2 separate regions of the Homo sapiens genome follow, and region 1 is linked to region 2. A link is a loop called in an ENCODE intact Hi-C map of the cell type or tissue named here. Cell type or tissue: gastrocnemius medialis. All regions are shown on one strand. Each heading gives the region's core, and the rest is flanking DNA. Links, peaks and the distances in the headings are about the cores only.

Evidence for each region. Peaks named below come from ENCODE experiments on the same cell type or tissue, not always from the same donor. Only the 100,000 strongest peaks of a DNase experiment are listed, where the experiment ranks them.
Region 1: a loop joins it to region 2, with 4 times the contacts of the local background. A loop is called at or near these places in 4 of 110 quality-filtered maps.

Annotation. Positions count from the first base shown.
Region 1 is chr16:49,540,059-49,545,431 of GRCh38, reverse strand. The region is part of intron 5 of ZNF423 (zinc finger protein 423); the gene reads left to right. Among named protein-coding and RNA genes, the nearest start is that of LINC02179, 77 kb to the right of the region's middle. In gastrocnemius medialis, for the core only: no CTCF peak of the experiment used is centred there; DNase peaks (open chromatin) are centred at 383, 1,631, 2,611 and 2,921; H3K4me3 peaks cover 1,080 bases; H3K27ac peaks cover 4,614 bases.
Region 2 is chr16:49,482,140-49,487,512 of GRCh38, reverse strand. No RefSeq gene overlaps it. Among named protein-coding and RNA genes, the nearest start is that of LINC02179, 19 kb to the right of the region's middle. RefSeq lists a silencer at 2,828-3,007. In gastrocnemius medialis, for the core only: no CTCF peak of the experiment used is centred there; a DNase peak (open chromatin) is centred at 2,892; H3K4me3 peaks cover 992 bases; H3K27ac peaks cover 2,253 bases.

The DNA.
Region 1 (5,373 bases), core at 176-5,175, 58 kb before region 2:
CAGTCTTGCACATGTTGAGATGTGATGGGGCTGCCCTTGTCAAGCCTGCCCGGCGCCTCCTCTTCATGACAGTCCCCATTATCCTGTCCAACAGCAATGGGCAGGGGAAGGAGCACTGGACAAGGAGTCAGGGCCCTGAGATTCACTTCCTCTGTCACTTACTATCTTTTCAACTTGATACTTAGAAGCTTAGTGTTCCAACTTGCAGAATGGGACGAAAAATGCCACCTCCATCCAGCTTACTCACATGGCTGAGAAACAGACCTGGGGATAAAGTGTTCCGTAGAGGCCAAGGGGAAGGGCCATTGTTGGCAGAGGTTAAGAGTTGCATTTCGGTCCTGGATCAGCCACGTGGGACAATCACTTTACCTCACCCAGTGTCACTTTCTCCATGTGTGGAGTGGGAATAATAACGGCACCGGCCCCATAGTGCCACTGTGATGAGCAAGTGACTGTGTAAAGCTGGCTTCGCTTCAGCTCTGATCCTCTGGTCACACTGTGAGGTCAGAGGTCCTGTTGTCCTGTTCTGCTGCACATCACCAGCACCCAATGCTGCACCCTGCGCTTGGGCGCTCAGTTTCTGCAGAATAGAAGAAGGATGCGATCCCCTGGAGTTACGTCTTGATGTCTGATGCCTGTAGACTGTGAGCCCAGCAAGGGCAAAAGCCCTGGCTCCCAGGTCACTGCTGCATGCCAGCACCTGGCTCAGTGAGGAAAACCCTCCCAAGCCTTCAGCCCCTGCAAGCACCCTCCCCTGGAACGCCCTCTCTGCCTCCACATCTCAGCCTGTTCATCCAAGGCCACCTCATTCAGGAAGTTATTCATTCACTCATCCATTCAGTAGGTACCTATGCACCAGACATGTGCTAAGGTGATCCTCACCTGTCACGGAGGAAGTTTCTTCCCCCTTGGTGTTACCTCGACCCCCATCCCAAATATTTTATTCACCCTTCTTAAGGAGCTGACCCCTTCCTGCCTGGTGTAATGCTTATGTGCATACCCAGCTGATCTCCCTCCCTAATTAGACGTGAGGGTTTTTTAAAACTTTGTTGAAGTATAGCGTACGTTCAGAGAGATGCACACCTCTTAAGTGCACAGCTTGATGAGTTTGCAGAAATAGAACACATCCAGATCGAGAAGTCGAACCCAGTGGCCTCTGGTAGCTCCCTGCACTCCTTCCTGCTATTGCCTCCCTCAAAGGCAAGCACTGGCCTCACCTCTGGACCATACTGTCGTTTTGTTGCTAGAGGTGATTTAAAGGCAGGTGTGTCTAATTCATTCTCTCTTCTCCAGACTGCTTAGCACAATACCTGGCATTTGTTGAATAAACAGATAGGTGGATGGATGGATGGGTAGATGGACAGGTGGATGTGTGCATGGATGGACCCAGTACCACAGGGATTAGACTAATGACGGTGTTAATTTAACAGCTGACAGTTGTTGCATTCTATCAGCCCACTCTACTCAGTGCTTTATAGGCACCTCTGCTGGTCCTCACAGAGCCCTGTAGGGTAGATCTCCCTCTGTTTTTACAGATCAGCAGACTGAGATTCAGAGAGGTCAGCGACTTGCCCAAGGTCAGCCAGCCCGTGAGTGGCGGTCGCTGTGACCGGGGTCATATGACTCCGGCTTGCGTCTGGAGCTGGCGCTCTGTGCCTGAGTTCCCACTGGTTTACAGCCCTGGGCAGTCCTTCCTCAGTTGGGCCAGCTGGACATAGGCTCAGCGGGCGACAGGGCTGAGCTGTCCTTGGCGGGGAAGCTGATGGGTTCCACGCTGCCCCCGCCCACCCGCCAGGCGCCCCATTCCTCCCGGGCTGCACTGAGCCTTCTGTGTGCCTCTCCAAAGGACAGGGCATATTTCTTCCCAACCCTCTTAAGACCCAGCCCGCACTGGAGGGCTTCATCATTATGCAAATTAGCTGGATTGGATCCGCTCCCGCAGAGGACTCCGGGGGCAGCAGAAGGACGGAGCTGCCTCTGGAGCGCTGAATTGAGCCTCAGATTAGGCCAGTCGATGGGTGGGGGCTGTGGTGGGGAGTGGGCACGGAGATGGGGCTGGCACCGATGATTTGCCACCCCTGGGGAGGCTGTGGGGATTGGGGGGCTGAGGACTGGTGCTGGAGAAGGCCCGCTGCTTGGGCTTACCCAGGCCAGGCTCCCAGCATTGTTGCCGAACATGGGATGAAGAAAGACATTCTTTTTGGATTTTCTTTGTGTGTTGAGCCCTTTTATGATTCATCAGTAAGTAAATATCAGCTGAGGGGGTGATTTGTTTCTAACAAGCTTATAAAATACTGGCGTCATTTGTGGGCTTATTGGAGTGCTGATTATAAACACTCCCCATGCCCACTCCTCTATGTCAAATTAGCATTCAAAATACAAATATTGGATCTTTGGATCACTTTCTGCTGTCTCTTTGGAAGCTGGTAGGCTGGGAAGGGGTAACAGACCCCAGCCTCAGATGAAGAACATTTCCACTCCACTAGGGGACTTGAGGGGTTGCAGACAGAACCTCTCGCTGCACCCTTGGAAGGGTGGGGGCCACGGGGTGCTCTGAGCTCAGCTGCTCCTCTTGCCTTTCTCGTTGCCAAGTTTCCGCTGACCTGGCTCCTCCCCACCCCCAGAGCCTGTCATCTTCAATCTCATGGAGGACGCAGATCTGGGCAGGCGGCATCTGGCCGGGTGAGCCTGTGGAGCTGCCTCCTCCCCAGGGTGGGCTGGGGCCCAGCCTGCACCCAGCCAGACAAAGTGGTTGTTGAGAGTGTCTGAACTGGCTATGGGAGCCATCACGTGGCAGCCTCCTCATGGGGGGTCCCAGGCCTCCCTGGCATCTGTCCCTGACTCGCCTCCCAGCTCCTCACACCTCCTGGCCTCTGGCCTTCTGGCCATGTGTCACAGCAGGCACATTCCAGCTCACATGGGACAGAACACTGTGTGAGGTACGAGAGTGGATGATGACTCACATCTTTTCAGGGCCATCCATAGGGACCAGCCCAGCAGGTGCATTCACTCCAAGCTCTACAAATGCATAGGATCACTCAATCCTATGCATCAAGCACAATTATATCCCCATTTTACTGATGAGGCCACCGGGACACTCAGTGGCAGAGCCCGGGCTTGAAAATTGGCCTGTCCATTCCACTTGACAGGTGATGGAATAGAGTCAAGGCCAGAGGGAGCAATTTGCCCCCATGAAGGCAGAGACCCAGCAGGGACCAGAAAGCAGATCTGCTGAGGCCTCAGCCCAGCAAGAGCTGTTGAGTGAAGAGTCACTGCCACTGGGAATCTCTGGTCTGAAGATCTGCAAGGCAGGGGCTGAGAGGGGCTGTGGAGCTCTCTGGTCCAACCATTTCCAGTTATAGATAGAGAGACCTAGGCCTAGTCATTACCAACATTGTCTCCATCACTAGTCAGTGGATTAAAATTTTTAAAAAGCTTTTATTGTAGTGTATTACTTCGCTCTCATGCTGCTGTAGAGAACTGCCTGACACTGGATACTTTATAAGGAAAGAGGTTTAATTGACTTGCAGTTCCGCAGGGCTGGGGAGGCCTCAGGAAACTTACAGTCATGATAGAAGGGGAAGCAAACATGTCCTTCTTCACATGGCAGCAGGAAAGAGAAGAATGAGAGCCAAGCATAGGGGGAAGCCCCTTATAAAACCATCAGATCTCGTGAGAAATCACTGTCATGAGAACAGCATGGGGGGAACTGCCCCCATGATTCAATTATCTCCACCTGGTCCCGCCCTTGACAGGTGGGTGTTATTAAAATTCAAGGTGAGATTTAGGTGGGGACACAGAGCCAAACCATATAAATTACAAAGGCTATACATGTTCATTGCAGGAAAACCAGAAAATCCAGCCAAGCAAAAATAAGAAAAACATATCCTGCCTTCCAGAGATGACCCTCTAACACCTTAATGTGTGTCCTTCCAGCAAGTTTCTCAGCGCACACAAGCACACACAAATATAGTCATTCCCTTCTTTCCCTCACTTTTCTTTCTTAACCAAAATAGCATTGTGTTTACTACCTGGTTTTGTGTATTTCCACTTAATTGTGGGTGAAGTGGGAGATTGTTAGTCTGAGTGATTGTTAGTCTGCCTTTTTAGAGAAGACGTTTGTCTCTGGTCCACAGGGCTGTGGACAGAGACTAAATGTTGTTTGTCTCTAGAAAGCCCCCTGCCATTGAGCAATCATTGGCTGAGTGCCACTGTGTGCCAGGTTGTTAGGTGCTGGGAAATGCCTAAGCAGTGTGAGAGAGATGGTGGTCCATCCTTCCTCCCTACCTGTTCTAGGGGAGGGAAGCATAGGTTCTGGGTGCAGAGAGCGGGAGTCCCTGATGGGGCAGACATGAGGGGCAGGTGAGCAGGGAGTGTGCCTGTGGAGCTGAGTTCTTCAGCCGGGTTCTGAGGACATCCTGCTCTTGGCAGGAGGGGCTCAGCCATGGGAAGTTGGGGAGGTGTTTTCTGTTGTCAACTAGACAGAGGGCCACTGGGACCCCCATTTTCATGCTGGAGCTTGTTTCCACCAGCACATGCACAGCCCTCTCCATGGTGTCTTGGATTCCTACTTTTCTCAGCTCTGGATGAGGAGAAGGGAGCCATCCACATGGAGGCCAGGATAGGGCTGGGTGCAGGTCCCCACCTGAGGGTGTGGAGGCATGGATTGGAGACACAGTCTGTTTTGGAAGTGGGATTCAACAGGCTTCACTAAACCCTGGCTTTTGGAATTCTAAATTGTCACTAAGGTCCTGCCCTTGTGCATTCAGGGTGTGATTAAAGCATGAGGTGAAAGCAGAGTAATCGGCTTTGGATTTGCTTTTTCCCCCAAAATCTGAGTTTAACATTGTGGGCCAGGCGCATTGGCTCATGCCTGGAATCCAAGCACATGGGGAGGCCGAGGTGAAAGGATTGCTTGAGGCCAGAAGTTTGAGGCCAGCCTGGGTAACATAGTGAGGCCCCATCTCTACCAAAAAAAGAAAAAAAAAAATGAGTGGGGCATGGTGGCCTGTGCCTGTGGTCCCAGCTGCTCAGGGCTCTGAGGTGTGAGGATCGCCTGAGCCTGAGAGATGGAGACTGCAGTGATCTGTGATTGCTCCACTGCACTCTAGCCTGTCTTAAAAACAGAACGAAACAAAACAAAACAAAACAAAAACATTGTGGATGGGATTCAGGGCCACAGTCTTTGCTGTGACTGGAGGTACTTACTGGAAATTCCTTAGTATGCAGGACCTTGAAATGGGTTCTGGAGCAGTGAACTATGAGCTAGATTCCCCAGCTGAGGCCAGCATTCTAGAGGCTGTGCATGTGTGTGTCTGCCTCTTGGTCATGTCCAGTAGGAAGGGAGGTATCACCCCTCTAGACCAAGCCCTT
Region 2 (5,373 bases), core at 65-5,064:
CTCTTTCTTTTCATTAATAAAGTAACCAATTTATAGCTGAGCAGAGGTTACCTTGGAGAAGGGAAGGGGCAGATTATATATCCTATCCTTCCCAGAAGTTAGGTGTGGTCCTATTGCTATTGGTCGCCATAGGTTCTATCAGTAGGATATAAATAACGGCAGTATGTGCAAATTCTAAGAATTGTCCTGAAAGCGAAGAAATGAGTTCATTCCTCCTATCTGTCTGATGGCTGGAATGTGACTGCAATAGCTGGTGTTCCAGAAGCCATTTGAACCATGAGGTAACTTGACTAACCCAGTAATCACTTCTGGTTCCTGTCTATCATAGCACCTGTGACATGTGGTGTTATGTATTTATTGGTATGGCTTGGAACTTGCCTTTGGAGAAGAGAGAGACACCCTACAAGGATTTATCCCCCATATGCTTGTTACCCTTCAAAGCAAGTCCACGGTGCCACTATTTTACAACTTACAGTTGATTTTGGCTCATTCAGACTTGCCAGGAGAGTGCTCCATGATTATATACCCTGTGCAGTACTCTTGATGTCAGAGAACAGGAGAAAACTCACAACACTCAATAAAGGCTGAATATTTGCAACTCTATCTTGCTTGATCTCTTTCCAAAAGCACCAAATAAAGTACAGTTTGCCATGCATGCCCCTGGCTGTCCTTTCCCTCCATGCCTTTGCTCATGGTGCTTCCTCTTGCTGGAATGCCCTTCCCTTCTCCCGCTCCCTCACCCCAGGTTAACTCCTACTTTTAGACCCAGCTCAGCTGTCTAATTCTTGGGGCCAAGACTTGGGTGAGATCAGTGAAGCACTCCCCTGGGAGCAAAACTTAAGTGGGTGCCAAAAAGCTAAGTAATCCAAATAAACAATATTTTCATGTAATATTTTTAAAATCACATTGGCAGGCTGTAGCCTGCAGGCTGGCAGCCCATTTTTGAAAATAAAGTTTTACTGGAAGCAGGGCTGGGATTGGGATTTGGCAGGTGAGGCGGGATGGCACAAATGTAGCATCAGATTCTGTCTTTACTTAACACTTTGCCATTTTTTTCCATCATTTTTTACATTAATTTTTATTTTCAGAAACATGAAAGTATTACTCTGGCTTTTTGTTTGTTTGTTTGTTTTGTATTCACTTAAATTTTGGTCCCAAAGGAAGTGCCTCATTCATCTCACCCTAGTCTTGGCCCAGTTTATTCTTCAGGCCACTTTGACCCCCGCAGCTAAGTAAAATGCTCTCATAATAAGAACGCTGATACTACCTGGTGTGTAAGTCCATCCCTGGGCATGCACAGTACTGCCTTTTATACCTATTTGTCTGTGGGACTGTCTGTCAGTCAGGACAGGCTAGGATATGGCACATTAACAAAAGGACCCAAATTCTCATGGTTTAACACAACAAAGATTTCTTTCTGACTCATATTCCATAGCCATCTTGGATACCCAGGGGGCTTCCTTAACACATCAAGGTCACTCAGAAGTTAGGATCAGGGAGCAGCCACCCCCTTAAATATGGTCAGCAACCAAGCAGAGAGAGAGAGAGAGAACTGGCAGTTCAGTGCTCTTGCCTGGGACTTACACAAATACAGAGCTCTTAGACTCACAATGCATTGGCCAGCAATTGTCACATGGCCCCATTCTATCACAGGGCCAGGAAGTGCAATCCTGCCCTGTGCCTGGAAGAAGTGAGAATCAGCAAGGCTTGGAACACTGCACTAATGACTACCCAAGCTGTCCCCACCTTCCACCCACCTGTCTCTGACTATCTTTGAGGGCAGAGCCTGACTCTTAGTAAATGCCCTTATATCCAGCACCCTACATAGGATCTGGAGCAGATAAGATATTTACTAAATGAATGCAGATATTGCGTATGAAAGTGAATCCATGACAATTTAAAAGGTCTAGGGGAAGATAAGCATGTATATGAAGACAACTTGTAGCCTAAGCTCTGCGGACTATGATACCTGGATTCAGACCTCAGCTCTATCACTTACTAGCGGTGTGACCTCAAATAAAGCCCTTAACTTCTCTGAGCCTCAGTGTTTTCATTGGTAAATGGGAAAAATAAAAAATAATACTTATCTCACAAAGTTGTGAAATTAAAATAAGAATGACGGTGACGTTTAATAACATTATTGGTGCCTGGTATTCTCCTAGGCACCGTGTATTAACTCCCCTAATCCACACAATAACTAACGTTATCACGTGGGTACTGTTATCTCTTTTTTACAACTGAGGAAACTAAGGCAAAGAGATGCTAACTTGCCCAATGCTCAGATTCTAATGCTGGCAGTCCGGTTCCAAAGCCCTGTTCCCAGCCCCAAGAAGCCCTTGAGCAGAGCACATAAGAAATGGCTAGCTCCAGGCCGGGCACAGTGGCCCATGCCTGTAATCCCAGCACTTTGGGAGGTCTAGATGGGGGGATCACTTGAGGCCAGGAGTCGGAGACCAGTGCGGACAACATAGCGAGACCCTGTCTCTACAAATAATAATAATAATAATAAAAATCAGCCATGCGTGGTGCCCTGCCTGTAATCCCAGCTACTTGGGAGACTGAGGCAGAGTATCACTCGAGCCCAGGAGTTCCAGGCTGTAGTGAGTTGTGACTGAACCACTGCACTCCAGCCTGGATGACACAGCGAAGCCCTGTCTCGAAAGAAGAAAGAAAGAAAGAGAAAGAGAAGGAAGGAAGGAGGGAAGGAAGGAAGGGAGGGAAGGAGGGAGGGAGGGAAGGGAGGGAGGGAAGGAGAGAAGGAGAGAAGTGGTTAGCTCCTGATACTCTCATCACTGGGGTTGGTTCCAGGTGATAGTCCACTGGGGTCAGCCTCTACTTGGACTGCTCCTAGCTGGGCGGATCCTTGACCTGCCTGAGCCGGGACAGCGCCGGGGCGGCCCCAGCCTGGGGTTGGTGCGCGGCCGGCCCGCCCCTTCCCTCCCCTGAGCCCTGATTGGCCCGCATCGGGCCGGCCCCACCCACCTGGGGGCCGCGGGCTGAGTGCGCTGCGAGCGGCTTGGTGTTACCTTATTTGTGGAGTTATTAATTACTGAAGGGCGCAAACCGTGCTTCTATGCATAAAAATATGTTTGAGCAGTTTCTACTTAAACTTTAAAGAGAACGTTAATCAATTTTATTTTAACAAAATGACCTTAAGCAGGGGAAAAAAAAATTGGTGTTATTTGCCCAAACAGGCAAATTAATTTCTCTCTCTTGAGAAATCTGAGAAGTTTCCAGAAATAGCTATGCATAATTTACACCTGCCCTGGCCGCTTCTAGTTTCACGCCAAGCCCAGTCACGGGCCCCACACCGCTCCAGCCCCAGCAAGAACTGCAAACGAGGGTCCCTGCAAAAGTCCTGCCACCCAGAAGCCGACTCATTTTACGACCTTGGGAAGAGGATAAGAGGGGAAGGGGCCGTGTCGTATCTGAAAGCCCAGCCCAGCTTGGGTCAAGGTCACTGGCGGAAGAGGGGCGCCTGCCCAGTTCTTTGGCCTGGCATTTTCGGGAGGCCTAGAGACAGTTCCCAGCGAAGGACCATCCTCCAGCCTGCCGGCTGGGTCCTGAAGCATGTGGCCTGCGGCCCCCTGCTTTGCCCTCCCCTCCACCAGCCCCTACCCTTGGGGGTTTCCGGGATGTCAGAGTCTCCAGAACATTCTGCAGCGTCCGTGTGGTCTTCCAAACTCCTGCCCCTCTGGCTCTCCACACCTCTGGTGCTTCCCATCCAATTGGGCGGTCCCTTACCCATGCAGTCGCCTTGAGAGTGGGGTTTACAGTCAGGGCACTGGGGCTGCTGGAACTGTGGTCAGTTTCCAGTTGGGCCTTTCAGTAGCATTGTGACTTCTGCCTGGCCACTGGACCTCCCTGGACTTGGGTTTCTCTCCCTGCACTTCTGAGGGATGACATGACCATTGATTCAAAACAGACAACCCCAGAAATACTGAGAGAGAATTTCAGAGCCACCGATGGTAACCCCTGCATCACCCGAGCAAGCACGGACCAGGGCCTTGCTGTGTGTTTCTCATGCAGAGCCACGGGCGCTGGGCTGGGCATCCATGCTCTTCTCTGTCATCATTTCCCCCTGTGACTCTGGGCAAGCCCCTTTCCTACTCAGGGCCTCGGTTTCCTCGTCTGTGAAATGAGTGTTTAATCACAGCTGTCTGAGATGATCTTAGCTTTAGAGCTTTCTGTGCGAATGAGGCTTCCTTGGGAGGCCTGGATCTGCGATGGGGCTCATGGGTGGCTTCTGAATCTGTAACTGGGGAGAAGGATGTCTGCACCCTGAACTGTGGAGGGGATATGAGGATGTGCTGCACTTGGCAACACTTTGTGGCACACTGAGCACCCGAAGGACAGTTTTATTAGCTGATGGCTTTTAAAGTCTCATAGAAAACAGAAAAGAAAATCAGCTCTGAGAATACAACGAGGACATTACCCTGGCCCTACTGTCTTCTTAACGAAGTAAGAGCTCTGATCGGCCTCCTTGAAGGAGAACTGCCTGCCCTGACAGCCTGAGGACTCCTGGCTGGGTTCCCAGGTGCCCCCTGGCCACCCTGTCTCCAGGCACCGTGGGTTTGCCTTGCCTCCTGACATCTCTGTCTATAATTACATTTCTCCTCTCCTGGGCCCAAACAGATCCTACAGCTCCTTCGGGGTTCAGCTCAAGAGCCACCACCTTCAGGCAACCCCCTGCCCTCCCGCGATTTCCCCTCAGGTGCTTCCTGGGTTTGTTCTTGCTCCTAAATCTTCACAGCACCCAGCACAGTGCAAGGTACACCGTGCTGCTCTGCTAATTTCTGAGTCCTGGCACTCCCAGACACTTATTCCTCATGATCTTTGTCCTTGTTTGACAGTGAGGGAAGCTGGGGTCACCTCTACCAGCTAGAGGGTGGTAAAGTTGAGATGGGAAAGCAGGTGATGTGTCTGTTAAGGCTGGGCTCCTATGTTCTGTGCTACTCTGGACTGAGCAGCCAGGAAAACCATGTGGATGTTGATATTTAAAACAAAGTTAAATAATAAAAGAAAAAAGTGTAAACTGCTTAGAAGGATATAAAATAAAAAATCACTAAAAACCAACTGTCCCTCTTACACTCTTCCCAGTCTCTTTCTGTCCAAAGATAGTCTGTGCACATACATACATTTCCATATAGTTCTTTCCTTTTTTTCATAAAATCTATGTTATTCTGTGAATTACTCTATGATTTTTCATTCTCTTATAAATATTCCATTTCTTTTCATGTGAGCACTCACAGATCTTGCTCTTTTTGAGGAGTTTTTCAATTATGAATCCAACTTCCTTAATAGTATAAGTTATATGTAAGGCTACTTAAACTTAAAATATGATCTATGTCATATTGGGTAAGTTGTGGTAAT